Linked DNA regions of Mus musculus: region 1 is linked to region 2. A link is a loop called in an ENCODE intact Hi-C map of the cell type or tissue named here. Cell type or tissue: gastrocnemius. All regions are shown on one strand. Links, peaks and the distances in the headings refer to the core of each region. The heading gives the core; the rest is flanking DNA. Region 1 overlaps Mrpl1 (mitochondrial ribosomal protein L1). Region 2 overlaps Fras1 (Fraser extracellular matrix complex subunit 1).

Region 1 (8,339 bases), core at 235-8,234, 410 kb before region 2:
TGCTGGTGGGTTTTGTTTTGTTTTTAAGATTTATTTTATGTGTATTAGTATTCGGTCTACATATATGTAAGTATACCATGGACCCGTGGTGGTCAGAGGCGGGCTCCTGATGCCCTAGAGCTGGAGTTACAGATGGTTAAGGGCCACCATTTGGGTGCTAGGAACTGAACCCAGGTCTTTTACCAAGTGCTCTTCACGGCTAAGCCATCTCTAGCCCTGCATGTGTGCTGTTTGAACGTACTCATTTCTTTTATTCAATCCTCATGGAAAATGAGTAACACTTCATCGCTTTATTGTGGCAGTCCCTCAATTGCTAGCCATTTAAATTGTTTCAGGATCGCCCTCCCATTGACTTAAGTAAGGGTTTAAAGTTTTACAGTAAGTACTGATGAATCCCAAACGTTAGTTTCCATACAGATTACTTAGAAGGTTTGCGTAGAACAAATAGCTGGTCTTCACCTAGTAATAGGAGATTGACCTTGGAATTCTGCAGTTTTTATCAGGTAGTGGGACAATGGGGACTCTAGTGGATACCAGTGCTGTCAACCCTGATTCTAATAAAAAGAAATCTGATTTTCAGACCAGCATCAGTTTATTCTAAAATTCCACAAGTGATCTAAAGTACCAGAGTGAAAGTCACTGTTGTACTTCACTACCCAATTTATAAAAGGTTGCAAAATTTGTAATATTTTAAATATTACAAATTACAATATTGTAATTTTGTTAATTTGTAATTACAAATATTAAATTTTTTAACTATTAAAAATTTAAATATTTTAAAATTATCTTTATTCTATTATATGTGTATGAGTATTTTGTATGGGCCTATCAGAAGAGGGTATTGAAGCCCCTGGAATTGGGATTACAAATAGTTATGAGCCATCATGTGGGTGCCGGGAATTGAACCTGGGTCCTCTGCAAGAACAAAAGTGCTCCCAATTCCAGACCCATCTCTCCAGCTTCAAGATTTTTAAAGATTTAGATAACAGAAGCCTACGTTCCCTGAACCTAGATCTGGGACAAGTTTCTAACTTTCTGGTTTATCCCTGTCTTTAAATAATTAAACCTGTGCTATCCCGGTGGAAAGCAAGTTGTCCAGTAAGACAAACAAGACCATGACAAGATGACTACTTTCTGAAAAGCCTCAGCTTTTTTAAAAACATGCCTCAGCAAGTGGCATGTAGTGGGAGGTGTTGTAATAGAACACTAATTAGCATACTAATGTAATACAGGAGGGGCAAATTTCATAACTTGTTAAAACTAGATACTTTGTAACTGTCTCAAAGTCACTGTCCAGCAGGTGGCGACAACAGCCTTTCAAATCACTTATAAGTGGTTGTAGATTGGTGATCTGATTTCTCACCTGACTGCAGATGGAATAGCAAAAATAATCCTGTGCAGACCAGGTGGAGATTTGTTTTAGAGAAAATGGTTTGTTTGTATTATATTTGAGTCATGTTATAGAGGTTTCTTTGGCTGTCTAGTGGATATTTAGAAGTTTTTGTTGATGTGTGTATTTGTGTGTCTGGATGTGTATGTTATGCCTGTGCAGGTGCACTGCATGTACAGGGACCCGGGAGCCAGAAGGCAGCATCAGATCCTTTGTACTTACAGTTACAGCTGGTTGTGAGCTGTCCAGCATGGGTGATTGGATCTGAACTTGGGTCCTCTGGAAGAGCAAAAAGCTCTCTTAGCCACAGAGCTATAGGTCTGACCAGCTTCTATTTTGAAGTTTGAAGGTTCGTTATTATAGACAGTTTCAAGCATGGAGAAAATAAAGTAGGAAAACCATGAATGCGCATGGGCACATCAGCCAGATTTAGCAGCTCAACATCCTACGGATGCTTGTCATCTCCACCATCTACCTACTCACCTCTCACGACAAATCCCATTTATCACATGGCTTAAGTGTAAAAGGTAGCCCAGAGAATAATCACAGCAAGGTTTTAGGCTTATTTTTCAAAAACCCATTATATTTATGTTCTAATTTAATCATTAAGAGTCCTTAGTATTTCTTTAGTAATTATAGGGTTTTTTTTTTTTTTCATGTAATAATGGACCGAATAGTTTGTACTTAGAGAATGCTGGGTACAGAAACATAATTGGCCACAAAAAGAAATGTGTAAGTATTCATGCTTAAATAAGAAGTTGGTATTTCCACTTAATTTTTCTTAGATAGAAAGTTGAAATTTATTCACATAAGGAATAGAAAATGTTTGAACATCTTTATCGAAACATATGCAAAGGAAGAGAAAATAATTCTTTGGGGGCTAGCAAGATGCTCAGTGGATAGAGGCTCACGCTGCACATGTCTGGCAACAGTGGTTCAGTCTTTAGAACCCACACTAAGATGGAATGAGAGAATCAGCTCCACTGAGTTGGCCTCTGAACAGGGCAGACAGTAGTAGCTCATGCACACACACAAAAGTTGACCAATGAAAACTATATCCTAACAAGTAGAAGCACTTCAAATTATGTCAAATAGATAAAGGGACATAGGGAATGTTTGAAGAAAGATTTTAGTGTCCTGTGATAAATCCGAAGGCAATTTAAATTGGTTATACTTTCTTTTTTCCTTCTCCCTTGTTGGGTGCACAAAGGTCCTTATGTCCACAGGTCACTGGGGAAATCAGGAATGGTAATCACTCAGGGGTGTTTCCTCAGAGGATGAAATACCTGTTTTCTGCCCAGAGGCCAGAATGGATATTGTTATTGGTCACTGGCGAGCTTTTGCTATCTGTGGGGGCAGACCTCACCCAAATTCCCCAGAACATTTATCCCAGACTCTCCCTTCCTAGCCCACTGTCTTTAGCTCCCAGTTAGTAGAATCCATCTTTAGGGGAGATGTCATGTATATTTTATAGCCTGCTGACCTCTACACTGTCTTGGTCAGAAACCACACCAGACCCTAGGTCCTTACGTTAGAGAACCCATCCTCATGATTACATAGAGGTAGAAAGCTCATACCTTAAGCTTAATTTGCACCTGGAATTGGGATGATTGTTGCCCTGAAACCTTTTTCCAAATTCTAGTGTGGTTAAATATTCCTGTAATAAACCACCTGGCATCAGACTAGAAATTCAGGTTGGCGAGGTCAAACGTTGGTGAGTTTTCATTCTCACCCTCTTTGCAGTTCATTTCCCTGCCTGCTGTGACACCTGTAGGGTAACCCCCCCCCACACACACACACACACTCTGTGTGGACATATGATCACACACATACAATTTATAACACTGGTTACAGTACTATCTATGATCATGTTGGGTATAGACACTAGGAAAGGAGACACCTTGGCTCTGAAGGTTCCCCACATATCCAATGCTTCAGTCACTTTAAACTGATAAGCAAGAAGTTTGTGTGTTAAGTGAAAAGTCTAATGATTGTGCCAAATTGCTAAAGAGGAATCTTTGGTGGTATAAAAAATGATAAATGACTTGTATTTTCTGTAAGGAAGGGGCCAGGAAAACAACACAATGGTGGAATACTTGCCTAGCAGGATTGGGGTTCTGTTTCCATCTCTGCCACAACAAAATAAGTAAAGAAAGAAATAGGTGCATCTCCTGCAGGAAGATACGACTAGAACATAAAGACAAGTTATTTCACTGAGAAAGTTTTCAGTGTGTGTCAGTGGGAGAAGAGAAAGAACTTCCACTGTGAGGCTTTGGAAGCAGAACTTGGACAAACTAATTTGGAGTCTAGGGAACAGAGCTGTATTGTGGTTGCTTTCTGCTACAGTCCACAGAAACTAGGGGACTTCACCAGAGAACGGGTGTGTCATGAAGATGGAGTTCTTTAAGTCACAGCTAGAAAAGAAACACAGACTGCTACTAGGAATGTGCAAAAAGCAGAAATACCCCCCAAAAGATCCAAGTTGCAGAATCATCTCAGGCTGTAGCTGGCAAGGTGAATCGTCTCACTCCATCAGGATCTAAGTTCTAAGAGGAGAGCATCCATTTGGCCCAGTTTACTTTGCATGCCCACTTACTGGCTAGGAGAGGGCAGAACCTGAAACACACATTGTGCAGAAAAAGAAATTCCTCAAAAGGAATATTACAGTGACTCCCAAGAGAAGATCAGCAAAAGAGCAAAACTCAGACCCATCTTTTCTTTGAATTGTCTCCTGTAAGTAAATGAAATTAATACCTATATTCAACATAAAATACTAGCAGTGTTCCCTCATATGTGTGTTACTAGTCCTTTGAGAACTGTTTATGGTTTCTCCAATACATCACTTCTCTGAGTATAATTGTTACAACTCTTTGCGAGTATGAGTAGCTGCTTCTCGACAGTAGATTACTAGCAAGAGCATGAGCACGTGGTGATGTGAACATACGTGCTGTAAACCAACTGTATGCAGTTGTACATTCTTTATGTTACCCAGGAATGAACTGTCTTATTGATAGATTATAAATGTGTAAGTACGATCAAATAATAAGTAGATAGCTTGATGAATTTCCCAAAATGAACACAGGCCTACCATACAGATCCAAAAAGAGGGTTATGTCAGTGCCCAGAAGTTTCTTTGTTGGTCCTGTAGACTCTATTCCCCAAATTAATTCCACTATGATTTCTATTTTTCCCATCTCTGAACATTGCTAAAAATATCACTGGAGATTGACTGGATTCCCCCATTGAATATTTATGTTTATGGAGTTCATCCATAAACATAAATATTTGTTCTTGTAAACAGAGTCTGCAGTGTGTTCTTGTAAAGAGACTCACATGAATGTGTCACAAATATCCATGCTTTTGCTACATAACCTAGCCATCCCACTCATTAACATTCTTCTCCAGCCCTTTTGATGACTATCTGTGCATTACTCTTCGATATAGACCCAAGAAGACCTGTTGAGTCAGAGACAGCCAGTTACCCCTGCCTTGTGTTCCCACCACAGGTAGAGCTGCTCTACTACTATGCCTTCTCCGTGCTCCTGGATTGTACCTGTGGTGCAAAATAAACGCTTCCTCCAGCCACTTGTTACCATCACCCCACAGCACACTAACTAACACACCTTCCCACCGATTTCTATGAGGTCATGGCTCTTTCAATGCAATTTTAATGCCATTTTGTAAGTGACTCATTCTCACAAATTCATAGAGCACTGCATGACAATTTATCACGTGATAGTTAATATGCAGGGCCATTTTTCTCCCTGCTCCTAGCAGTCACTCTGTTGATTAGAAGCAGGATGGAAGATTAAAACAGTTCTTCATCCTGTACTTCAAAGTACAGGGTAATCTGCCGAGTCTTAGAATATTCTCAAGAACTGTTATTGTTGGTTGTCTCCAAATTAGACTGGCCAGAAGATGACTCATTCTTAGGATGCTGTAATTTCAATCTATTGCTTAGTCACACCGAAGAACCGGCTGACTTTCCGTTTTGTTTTAATCTTTTCCACATTTTTCATGTACAGTCACCTTTTAAATTTTAGATTCGGCAAAATGCTCAGAAGTTGGCTTAAGTTTCACCAGTCAAAATAATTTAGAGAAAGTGACGTGATAGAGGAGGAATGATGGTACAGGTTCTTTGTGAAGCCTGATGCTGGTGGGTTCAGGGCTAAGCAGGGTGGAGCTTTAGAGAGCTCCGATGTGCTGAAGTGTATTTGGCTATGACATGCTTCCGATGGATAATAGCTTGTCAGTTGAAATTCAAACTGACAAAATTTATGGGTAATTAAAAATGGTGTTTGTCAAAGTGAAATCAAGAATAAGTCTTATTTAAAAAGTGGATCCATACTAAAATAAGCGGATGGTTAGTTTCTAAAAGGTAGTAAAAACCTGAGAGGGGTAAAGGAAGGGAGGGAAAGAGAGAGGGCTTGAGTCATAGTTTCATCCTCCCTAGGTGTGTACCTTGAATCCACCTGCTGCTGTAGACTTTAGTTCTTATAGGGGAAGGTCATGCGAAATCCCCCTTTTATTGGGGTGTAGTGCTTCTTTTGTTATTGTATGTTATCCTGATTTTACTTTTGAACAGGATCTCAACACAAAGCCCAGGGTGGCTCTAAACTCCTGATCCTTGTGACCCCAGCTGATCGAGGGCTGGGATGACAGGGATGTGCTATCACAACAGCTAGGGTCACCTGTCTAAACTTACAGTACTGTGAAGATATGGGTAATGTAAAATGAAAGAATTTTACAAAGTTCATAAATACTAGGTAATTGTGAACCTTAGTGTGTAAAAAACTCAAACTGGAGTAAAAGCAAAATTATAATGATTACTTCTGCCCATAATGCAGTAACTTACACAGGACTTAGCCTCTACTTGTTGAGTGATTAGGGTTGACAAAATATATCTCACAACTGTTTTTCCAATTTTGAAACGCATGCATTGTGTTGTCTTTATGAATGGAAACCAGCAAAGCAAGTCACAAAACACTGAGGACTCTCTCCATGGCCTCTTTGATTTCGATCTTCTCCATCTACCTTTTCATTTAATTTCAGGGTTTATCAATCTTATTGATGTACCCAAAGAACTAACTCTTTGTTTCATTGATTTTTTTAAAATTGTTTTGTTGCTATTGTTTGTTTGTTTGTGTTTTATTGATTTCAGCCCTGGGTTGCTTTTGGTTGTTTGGTTTGTTTTTGGGGGTTTTTTGTTTGTTTTGTTTTGTTTGTTTGTTTCTTGCTATCTACTCTTTGGGGCATTATTTCTTCTTTTTGTTTTGTTGTTGTCAGGTGTGCTGTTAAATTATGACCTCTCTTCAGTCTTTTTGTTTGTTTGTTTGTTTGTTTTTTTATGTAGACACTTAGTACCATGAACTTGCTTCTTAAAACCACCTTCATTTTATCTCATAAGTTTGGGTCTATGGTGTGGGGAGCCGCCCTCACATTCGCCGTTGCAAGATGGCGCTGACATCCTGTGTTCTAAGTGGTAAACAAATAATCTGCGCATGTGCCAAGGGTAGTTCTCCACTCCATGTGCTCTGCCTTTCCCGTGAAGACAACTCGGCCGATGGGCTGCAGCCAATCAGGGAGTGACACGTCCTAGGCGGAGGATAATTCTCCTTAAAAGGGACGGGGTTTCGCCATTCTCTCTCTTGCTCTTGCTCTCTTGCTCTCTTGCGCTCTGGCTCCTAAAGATGTAAGCAATAGAGCTCTTGCTCTGGCTCTTGCTCTCTTACTCCTGAAGATGTAAGCAATAAAGCTTTTGCCGCAGAAGATTCCGGTTTGTTGCGTCTTTCCTGGCCGGTCGCAAACGCGTGTAAGAGTTGGTGCTGAGACCCGGGACGAGAAGACCTGGGACGAGAAAACCCGGGACAAGAAAATCTGGGACGGTTACCATCACCGGCGCAAGGAAGATCCCTCATTCCGGAACCAGAACTAAGGGGCATGGTAATGAAGTGTTCCCGTAAAACAGACTGTTGAGAAGGATCCAGCCTGGATTCAGAACTCCTCAGCTGGGGAACGGTGGTAATGAAGTTTTCCCGCAACACAGACTGTTGAGAAGGATTCAACTGCGTGAATTCAGAACTCTTCAGCTGGGGAACAGGGTACCCGTAAGTATAGCTTTACAAGGTAAGTCTGGTCTTGAACTTTCTAACGAAATTCAAGACAGTCTATCAGAAGTAAAGTGGGAAATAGCTTTACAAGGTACGTCTGGCCTTGAACTTTCTAACGAAATTCAAGACAGTCTATCAGAAGTAAAGTGGGAAATAGCTTTACAAGGTATGTTTGGCCTTGAACTTTCTCTAGTGTTAGGAGCCTTTTTGTTCCTTTTCACATGTTATCAAGCGGTTAAGGCAGGGCTGAAAATTCTGGATGAAATTCAGGGCAATCTATCAGAAGTAAAGCGGGGAGAGAGAGTAGGAGCAAAGAGGAAATATGGTACACAAAATAAGTATACAGGCCTTTCCACGGGTCTTGAACCCGAGGAAAAGTTTAGGTCAGGTAAGAATACCTGGGGAGAGATTAGAAGGAAGGAAAAGAAAAAAGAAAAGAAAAAAGATCAATTAGCGGAGGTCTCTAGGAGAAGGAGCCTATACTCATCACTAGATGAGCTCAAGGAGCCAGCTCTTAGTAGCTCTGAATCAGATGAAGAATTCTCCTCTGAAGAAACAGACTTGGAGGAGGAAGCAGCTCATTATGAGAGAAAAGGGTACCAGCCAGATAAAATGCTAGCTAATCAGTTAAGGAAAAAGCCAAAAGCGGCTGGCGAAGGCCAGCATGCTGCTCAGCCTCCGGGCAGTCGGCTTCAAGGTCATAGTGCACTTCCGCCCTATGCGGAGCCCCCGCCCTGCGTAGTGCGTCAGCCCTGCGCAGAGAGGCAATGGACAGAGAGGCAATGCACAGACTCGTTCATTCCAAAGGAGGAACAAAGGAAAATACAACAGGCATTTCC
Region 2 (8,339 bases), core at 253-8,252:
TGAATCTGCCTGCAGACAGTCCAGCCGGTCCTGCGGAGGAAGGGCATCACCTGCCTGATGGAAGGATGGCAACCCCCATCAGTACCTTTACCCAGCAGGACATCGATGATGGCGTTGTGTGGTACAGACACTTGGGAGCCCCCACGCAGAGTGACTCCTTCCGCTTTCAGGTGCCCTCTGCTTCCTAACCACCCTCATTCACAGGCCACGTGGGCCATTTTCTTCAATTTGTCTGTCTAGAAGAGGGAAGCGTAATTCATAGCATTAAGAATTTTGTAAATGTGTTTATTAGGGTGAAAAAGAATAGGTACTACCTAGGGATCTGTTATTATCTTTTATTAAAAATTGATGATAGACCAGACCATAAGGAGAACTGTAAAAGCTAAAGAATATCAAAGAATAGCAGGTTCAGTCTGGCGATGCTGGATATAAACAAAGTCATAACAAAAAGGTAAACATGGTTGTTAAACCACATGGTATAGTTTAAATGTTCTTAAAGAACACCAAAGTAGTGAGCCATTAAGAACCATTGAGGAGACAATAACTTTTGAAGACTTACGTGAAGTATATAAAATTGTATTCACAAGAAAACTGATGGTACTGCTTATTATTGAGTAGGAGAACACAGAGCTAGGCAGACCAAATGCTTGACTCGGAGGCCTAGCAAAGCACACGGAAAGGCCACGGAGAGCTAAAAAGAAGAAATTGGTTCGTTTGACAACACCAGGAGTGACAAATGAGTGCCATGCTGATTCCTTGAAAAGAACAACAGGATGAGACACAACTATAGCAAGAAGGACTTAGAAGAAAAACTTAGACAGAAATGCTAAGAAATAAGGGACGGTGTGTGAGAAGCTGTTTAAACAGAACAGAGAATTCTATAAGACATCAAGAAATAAATCTGCTCACGGTGATCAGCCCACTTGGTGTCCCCTTCAAGTCACAGTTTTCCTTCACCTAAGGATGTACTCCACTTCTAATGCCAGGCATGTGTGTCTTTGGTGCCTGACTAATTTATATTGCATAAATCATGTGCTTTTCCAAAGAGACGGTTGATAGAAATATGGAGACTATTAAAATGAGGTTATTTTCAGCACATCAAATGTATGAAAGTGAACAAACGCTCTGTGCCCTTTGCTCCAGTTAACTTCTCAATTTCAGCACCTGGGATGGCAGTGGTCCTCAGAGAATGAGTCAGGATTGAGGCAAAGACCTCAATCAAAAGAAGTCACCTCAGCAAACTAGACCCCACAGATCTGCCTTCCCCTTCACAGGGGTCAAGACCGCGTGTTGTCACTACGGAGGCTCTCCCTGGAAAGGGATTCTAAGCACCTGCTTAAAATGACAACAGATTGCCTTGCAATTTGATTACTGAGTGAAATAAAATATTGGAAAATAAGCAAGAAGCTTCTGATTTAGGGAAAGGGGAAAAGAAAGAGGACTTCTTAAGACAGATATGGCGGCATGTATTTATCTATACTTCTAAGCACTTTCTAAGTGCAAAGATCAGGAATTCAAGGGCCTCCATTACGTAACAAGTTCAAGACCAGCCTGAGATACATGAAACCCAGTCTCAAACCAAAGATTGCTCACTAGATTTATGACATACGCCTGAACATTACTACTTAGAAGGTGGTTCCCTATAGAGTCTTCACATTTCTTACATAAAACATGACAGAACTCCTACCCTGAAATAGCTTTCAAAGTGTTGGTGATATTCTTTAGAAATATCCTCAAGAATGACAGAGTATCATTTTAGGCATATGGGTTTACACTATAACAAATTAACTAAACACCATCCAACCTGTGGTGTGCTAGGTCAAAGAGTCGTCACTGTTCTTGCTTAAGAAGATTAGTTATGAGGTAGAGAGCTTGGCTTAAAAAAAAGAAAAACAAAACAATTTGGAAATTCCCTCTGGAAGCATTCTGAGAGGCGGGGGCTTGGGGGATTTTGAACAGGGACAGCATCTTTATTCTATGTGTGAAACGACTCTGAGCTGATGTTCTCCTGGCCATAAAAGTGTAGCTGCCTGTTTTTAAAGTTTCATTACTTTGTAGGCATACCTTATATTTTGATTTGAAATGCACAGACAATTTATCCATGTGCTAAAGTAAATGGTTAGCAAATTTTCCCATTTATCACCTTAGTGTACCTGGAAGATTTTAAACCAAAAGGATGGTATCATAATGTTTTTTCCCTTCCTCCCCCCCCCCCCACTTTAAAGCAGGAAATGTAATATAATGAGCTGCATAGATTTAATTCTATTTTAATGCTGATTTGCTGTCATGAGCCATCAATGCAGCCCATCTGTTACTTTGCATGTATGATGGGATTTATGTAAGGCGAGTAGCATCTTTAAATAGAGTCGATCTAGTGAGCCGGCAGGCACATCCACAGTCATTTTTGGTGTAAGAAACTAGCTATGTATTCAGATCCTGTTGACGCAGTCCCAGAAGATGTGGTTTGCAAAACACTAACATTGTATTTCACTATCAGTGTCTTTACTGGGAAGCTACTCTGACTCATTTGCTCTGTTAATATACCCACGTTTCACAACCTGACCAATGTTGTTTCTTTGCCTTAACAATAGAAGGGAATATCTCCCCCAAGCTCCTGATTTCTTAAATCTACCAAGGTCATCTTGGCCAATGGCAAGAGTATAAACTCAACTGAACTATTTAGTACTCTGACTTTGAGACATTGCTCTATTTTTTTTTCAATTTCCTCTGTACAAAGTGTGATAATACTATTGCTTTGTGGGGAATAGGAAGATCACTTTTGAAAAGCTATTAAGAGCTAAGCCCACACTAGCTGATCAGTGAAGTAGGGCTGTGGTCATTGGTATCACTTACAGCAAGATGCGATTGGCATCTCCTTGAAGACACCTGGCTATCTTGAAACCATCCTGTGGGCATCTGACTTAATCTAGAGGATAGCCGAGAAGATGGTTTTCCTATTGGGTGCAGGGTACAGTACCCTGCCTTCTCATATTATGTAAAGTAAAGAACTCATATAACCACCTGTAACTACACAAGTCTCCACCATTTGTGTGACAAGCCTGAGGAAACAGTAGAGACAAGAGAGACTTGAGGCAGCATCCCAGTAGCACTGAGAAGGAGCTAGAGAAAGTGATGGAGACCACCACAGGTCTGGGGGCTTGTTTCTAACAGGATCTCACTACTTAGCTATGTTTAGTCTCCAATTCATCACTTTAGCTTCCCTAGGGCTGAGATTAAGGGCGTCGCCACTATCCTCAGCACAGCTTTCAACATTTTGAAGCCAAACAAACAAATAATGTTTGTGATCACTGCCCTAACTGTAAATGTTACTAATGTATAGCCACGAGTGTGAGATGTATGATTAATGGTCCATGTGTCAGTATATATACTAGGTATAGGTGAAAGGAATGGAGTGAAAAAAAATCATGCTATAGACACATGGTAAACCCTATAGCCAGAAAATTTATCCACTTTCAAGACTGTTTACTACTCTAGCAAAATATCATAGCATTGGTTAAATAAAGAGAGTGTTACTAACTACTCTAGGTGGTGAAATTCTATATTTTCTTTCTTATTTATACTCTCTTGGACTTTAGAAACTGCCTGAAATACTTAATTTGAGTTGTGGCTTGGCACATATAGAATTCAGAGGCAGATGGCTCAGTAGGGAGATTAAGGGTGAACATGCTCTACCCAGTAGAAAACGAAAGACTCACCATGATGATTTTGTTTTTCAGGTGTCTAGTGCCACCAGTGCCCAGGAACACCTGGAAAGTCACATGTTCAACATTGCAATCTTACCTCAGGCGCCTGAGGCACCTAAACTCTCCTTGGGGACATCTCTCCATATGACCGTGAGTTGGATGGGAGGGCTAATGTTTCCCTCTTGAACAAAGTGCTCACTCATGCAGAAGCGAAGTGAGCCAGTGCCCTGGTGTGGGATATAGTAAATGCTTTGCCCAAAACCCAGACAACAGCCCTGGGAAAACATTTCTTATTAGCCTGAAGAAGGAACTTAGAGCCCCACCCAGAATAAAAGATTATGTAGACCCTATCTTGACCACCCAACCATCACCCCTTGCCTCCTATGGAACCCCATATAGCTACAGTGCCTCTCCCTGAGTATGTAAAAGAACCTTCCTGGGTTTTAATACACCTCTAGGGTGTGCTTATTCTGCCAGTTATAGCGCCACCTAGCTGGAAAAGCTGTTCCTTGTGTATTAAAGTTCTATAAGAAGCTGGCTTTCTAGTGTAAGCTTCCTGGAGAAGGTGGTGTCAGTGCTAAGTCTAGAGAAATTAATAACAACCAGTTATCCAAGTGAGTATTGGGGCGAGGAAGGAAGGTAGGATAGAGGAAGGAATGGCCAAGGGTGTTCAGAGCACATGGAAGACCTTGAGGTGAAAAAGCTAATGGTGGCTGAGAAATAGCAGATAGTGCGATGCCCTGGAGAAATGAGGAGAGCATATTGGAGGTGCGAAGATCATTACACCCAATCCCAGAAGGCCTTGCATGTTCTGTGGAAAAGAATGTGACCCATGCAAAGATCTGGCGCTTATGTCCATCCATGGCCCATGGGATACATGAAAGGCAGCCCAGACACAAAATCATAAGCTAGCCTAAAACACTAAGATTTTCCTAGTGCTATTCTAATGACTCAATTGCATGATTCTTGAACATAAATATTGTCGATGTCAACATCATATTACAGTGGCAATGCCTGGATTGCATGAAGGATGATGGTACCACCTGGATTAGCCTATAAAGCTCAGCTAAGACAAGCAGGAAATACTAAATCTACTGTAACCCCATTTCTAGGGTAGGTAGAATGCTAGATTTTTCTTTCAGACACAGCCATGAGCATGCAAAACCCTGTAAATTAATTATTATGGGTCCACGTTTTAGTTAACACCCACATAATTACACTTTGAGGTAAGATATCAGCCTTGAGCCACAACAAAGAAAACAGTGATAGTTTCAGAAATTACAGGACTGGGAATGACAGAGACACAAAGGGGGAAAGCAGAAAGTTTTTAATGAATAGCTAGTATCGGCATTTCCAGCGTAAACTGTAATTTAAAGAAATCATAATTCAGCAGCATTATAAAGTCTATAATTCATCATTCTGACTGGAGAAACTTGGATCAGAATTTTCTCTAAACTGTAAGGAAAAAAAAGTGCATACACATTTCTTGCCAAATGCAAAGACAGCACTGTTATTTTGAGTTTAGAGTGGGGGTAAAGAAATGGGCCAGAAGCCATGGAGGCCCTGCCATTTGCTTTGCCATGGTCTTCTAAAGAGACTTCAGCTTTAATCTCTGGCGGCACACTTGCAGAGTGGGTCTGTCTGTTTGAACCTTGCATTTCTCAAAAGTGAGTTTACTGTAAAATGTGATTTAGCCTACATTACTTAGAACATACAGAGTTGATATTCCTTTTGACGTTAATTAGGGCTGTAACTGTAAGGCATGCTTGTTATGTGTGACAAAATGCAGCCGCAGTTCAGTGGTTTGAACTCCTCTGAACACTGAAGCTTTGCACATATTTGGTAAATTGTAAAGACATGGGGTAAATACAGATGAAATATTTTTATATCGTCCACACAAATATTTCACAGGTGTGTTTGAAAGGAGTCTGCCTGTGCGTATTCGGTATTTTCTCTGGGTGCCCATGACAAGTGCTGAAGAAGATGCTGGAGAGTTGGTGACCTTAAAACACAGTTTCTAGTTCAAGGATCTTTGCATCTAGGAGTAGCTAGGCAAATAAATAAGCAAGGGAGTCCTACTGTGCTCGAGGCCACAGCAGAGCAACCATTCCGGAGCCAAGTAGGAGGGTGCCTTGTGTAATGAAGCATGGGAGAGTCACAGGGGCTTCCTCTAGGAGAGGAGCTGAGCGGTTGAGTATAATTATTTCTAGATCAGGGTTCTTAAGGTCTCAGACTTAAGTACGTTTTGGAGCCACCTGGAGAGTTATTAAAATACATTAGCACTCACTCTGAGTTTTCTAATTCAGTAAATCTGGTTGTGGAGTCGCGAATCTGCAATTCTAGCAAGCCCCAGACGATTCTTCACAGTAGCTGAGAACTGGGAATAACCTGAGTGTCCATCAGAGGACAAAAGCGATAAAGGAACTACAGTGTGATGTGTGTGCATGTGGATGTACATGTGCACTTGCACAATACAATATGATACAGCCATACAAAAAAAAAGTAGTCCCGTCATAAGGTGCAACCTAGATTAGCCTCTAAACATTCAAAGGGAAATAAGCTAAGAACGATGTAGACCAATAAGATCTGGCTCCCCTTGTACAGCAACGGAAAGATAGTCAGATTCGTAGGAAAGGAAAGCAGAGCGGTGGTTTCCAGGGTGGCGAGGAGAGGAAGGGACAGAGGAGAATATACTTGGTGGATGTGGAGTCTAGGTTTTCTAAGGTGGCAGATTCTACCACATTTTTTTGTAGAGCATCATGCCTTATAGTTAACAGTACTCTACACTTAGCAACAGTTAAGATGATTAGAAAGCCAAAGGGCAATTAAATATGGAGAGATTGTAGAGACGAGGCCAATCAAAATACACAAAGACCCCTAAGAATACAGCTGTGCCTTTCATTGAGGTCAGGGGGATAGTAGGAATGGCAGCCTGAATCTGGGATGGGTTTACAAAAGGCATCTGGAACATATAATATTTCTGTGGGAACCTGACTTCTATACTTCATGTTGTGGAAAGCCATGACAGGTGAGGAACAAGATCTGATGTCCTCCTGGTACCATGGCTGAGAACAGCCAATAGGGAAGGTGAGAGCCCCGTGAAGCCATTGTGAGTGTCAGGGAGAGGCTGGCCCAGAGCAGAGCGGGAACCTCAGAGGGAAAAGGACTTGGAATCTAGATGTAGTCAGAGGTGATAGAGTATGATAAAAACTCTTATTCTTAATCTTTGGCCAGATGTTATTTAAAAAAAAATAGCTTCTATAATTATTTCCATGAAGCTTAATCTCCCACTTTTTGATGTCTTTAATTGGTGAGTATTGGGTATTCCAAATAATTAAAATTGACTAATTTGATGTATCACAGCTTCAATATTGCTTTAGGAAATTAAGTCTTCCCATTTTCTACGTAATGTCTATTTTGATCGGTAAAGAGATGGGCTCTTTAAGTTCCAAAATAGAATGTCTTGGCTAGAACCTGTTCCCCTTTTCAGTAGTCCTATGTTTATAACAATTTTCTTCTTATCATTTTATTGTTTAGAAGCATATGAATTTTCAGACACATTGCATGGCACTTTGAGAATATTTGATTATAGTGGTTTTTGACATTGGAAGAGGCTAAACCATGCTGAGCATGGTGCTGAAATTGCACTTTCTGTCTATTTATCGGTACCTACATGGATGGTCTGTAAACATCTTTTATGGGGCAAATATTTTTAATTTGTTGTCCTTACTTGTTTTATGTTAGCATAGCAGGGTGGGGGAGACCAGCTGCTGTTGGAAATTCTAATTTTCTTGCTCATTACATTCCAGACCTGTGCAAGTGCCTGAAATGTGACTCTTTACTGTAGGGGATTGTCCTAACCTGCAGACGCTGCCTCTCCCTGGGACAGCTATGCCTTTGGGACAATTACAGAGCAACTGGAGCCCTCAGCGTTTTATGGTTAAAAATAAGAATACCACACCCTCCTATAAGCAGGAGTGAGCCCTGCTTAATCCTCTTCTAAATGGGGAAATTCCTTCTGAATGGAGGAGGGCTTTAAAGGCACAAGAGCATGTCAAACTCTACTCTACCTTCAGGGTCAGTCCAGAAGAGTCTGCAGTGAGCAGGCTGCTTTGTGTCATTTTGACACAGCACCTGTGACCCAAGCCCAGACCCAGGCTCACACTAGTGTTCCCTTTACTTGCTGACACACTGGTTTTGTGACAGCTGTCCTCAACTCGCTGCTGTGCAGGAGATGAGAATCTGACCCTCTGGGTTTCTGAGTGTTGTCTGAGTTGTGAATATGAGCAGAGGAAACACCATCTGGGTGGAACAAGCTGCAGACACACTGTCCAGTTAACACTGTTCCACCTTGTTCATTGAAAGGTAGAAGAGAATGGGGGAATTTAGTTCCTCCGAACAGTACAGTAGAAGCGAAGATAACAAGGGGGATGCTCCTGTGCTTTGATAAGAGGATGTCTTGAATGTAAGTGGCTAGCCACTTTTGGTGCTGGAACTGGGCTCATCTTTAGCCCCTTGAAGCCCAAATGCTGAACAGTTCCCATTGAGGCCTGGGGCACAGGAGTCCCCCAAAGAACCTCGTGGGGCTAAGACTTCAACCTCTCAGCCTGGCCCTCTCAGTGGATGCCAGATTCA

Evidence for each region. A loop is a pair of places that touch in the nucleus more often than their neighbours do. Peaks named below come from ENCODE experiments on the same cell type or tissue, not always from the same donor. Only the 100,000 strongest peaks of a DNase experiment are listed, where the experiment ranks them.
Region 1: a loop joins it to region 2, with 8 times the contacts of the local background. A loop is called at or near these places in 13 of 42 quality-filtered maps.

The regions. Positions count from the first base shown.
Region 1 is chr5:96,265,932-96,274,270 of GRCm38, forward strand. It overlaps Mrpl1 (mitochondrial ribosomal protein L1), which reads left to right. Exons shown (of 9, transcript NM_053158.3): 9 at 1-796. Among named protein-coding and RNA genes, the nearest start is that of Mrpl1, 60 kb to the left of the region's middle. In gastrocnemius, for the core only: a CTCF peak has its summit at 1,297 (motif pointing right); a DNase peak (open chromatin) is centred at 1,307.
Region 2 is chr5:96,673,530-96,681,868 of GRCm38, forward strand. Fras1 (Fraser extracellular matrix complex subunit 1) reads left to right here. Exons shown (of 74, transcript NM_175473.3): 31 at 1-170; 32 at 3,738-3,854. Among named protein-coding and RNA genes, the nearest start is that of Gm52781, 30 kb to the right of the region's middle. In gastrocnemius, for the core only: a CTCF peak has its summit at 4,196; a DNase peak (open chromatin) is centred at 4,189.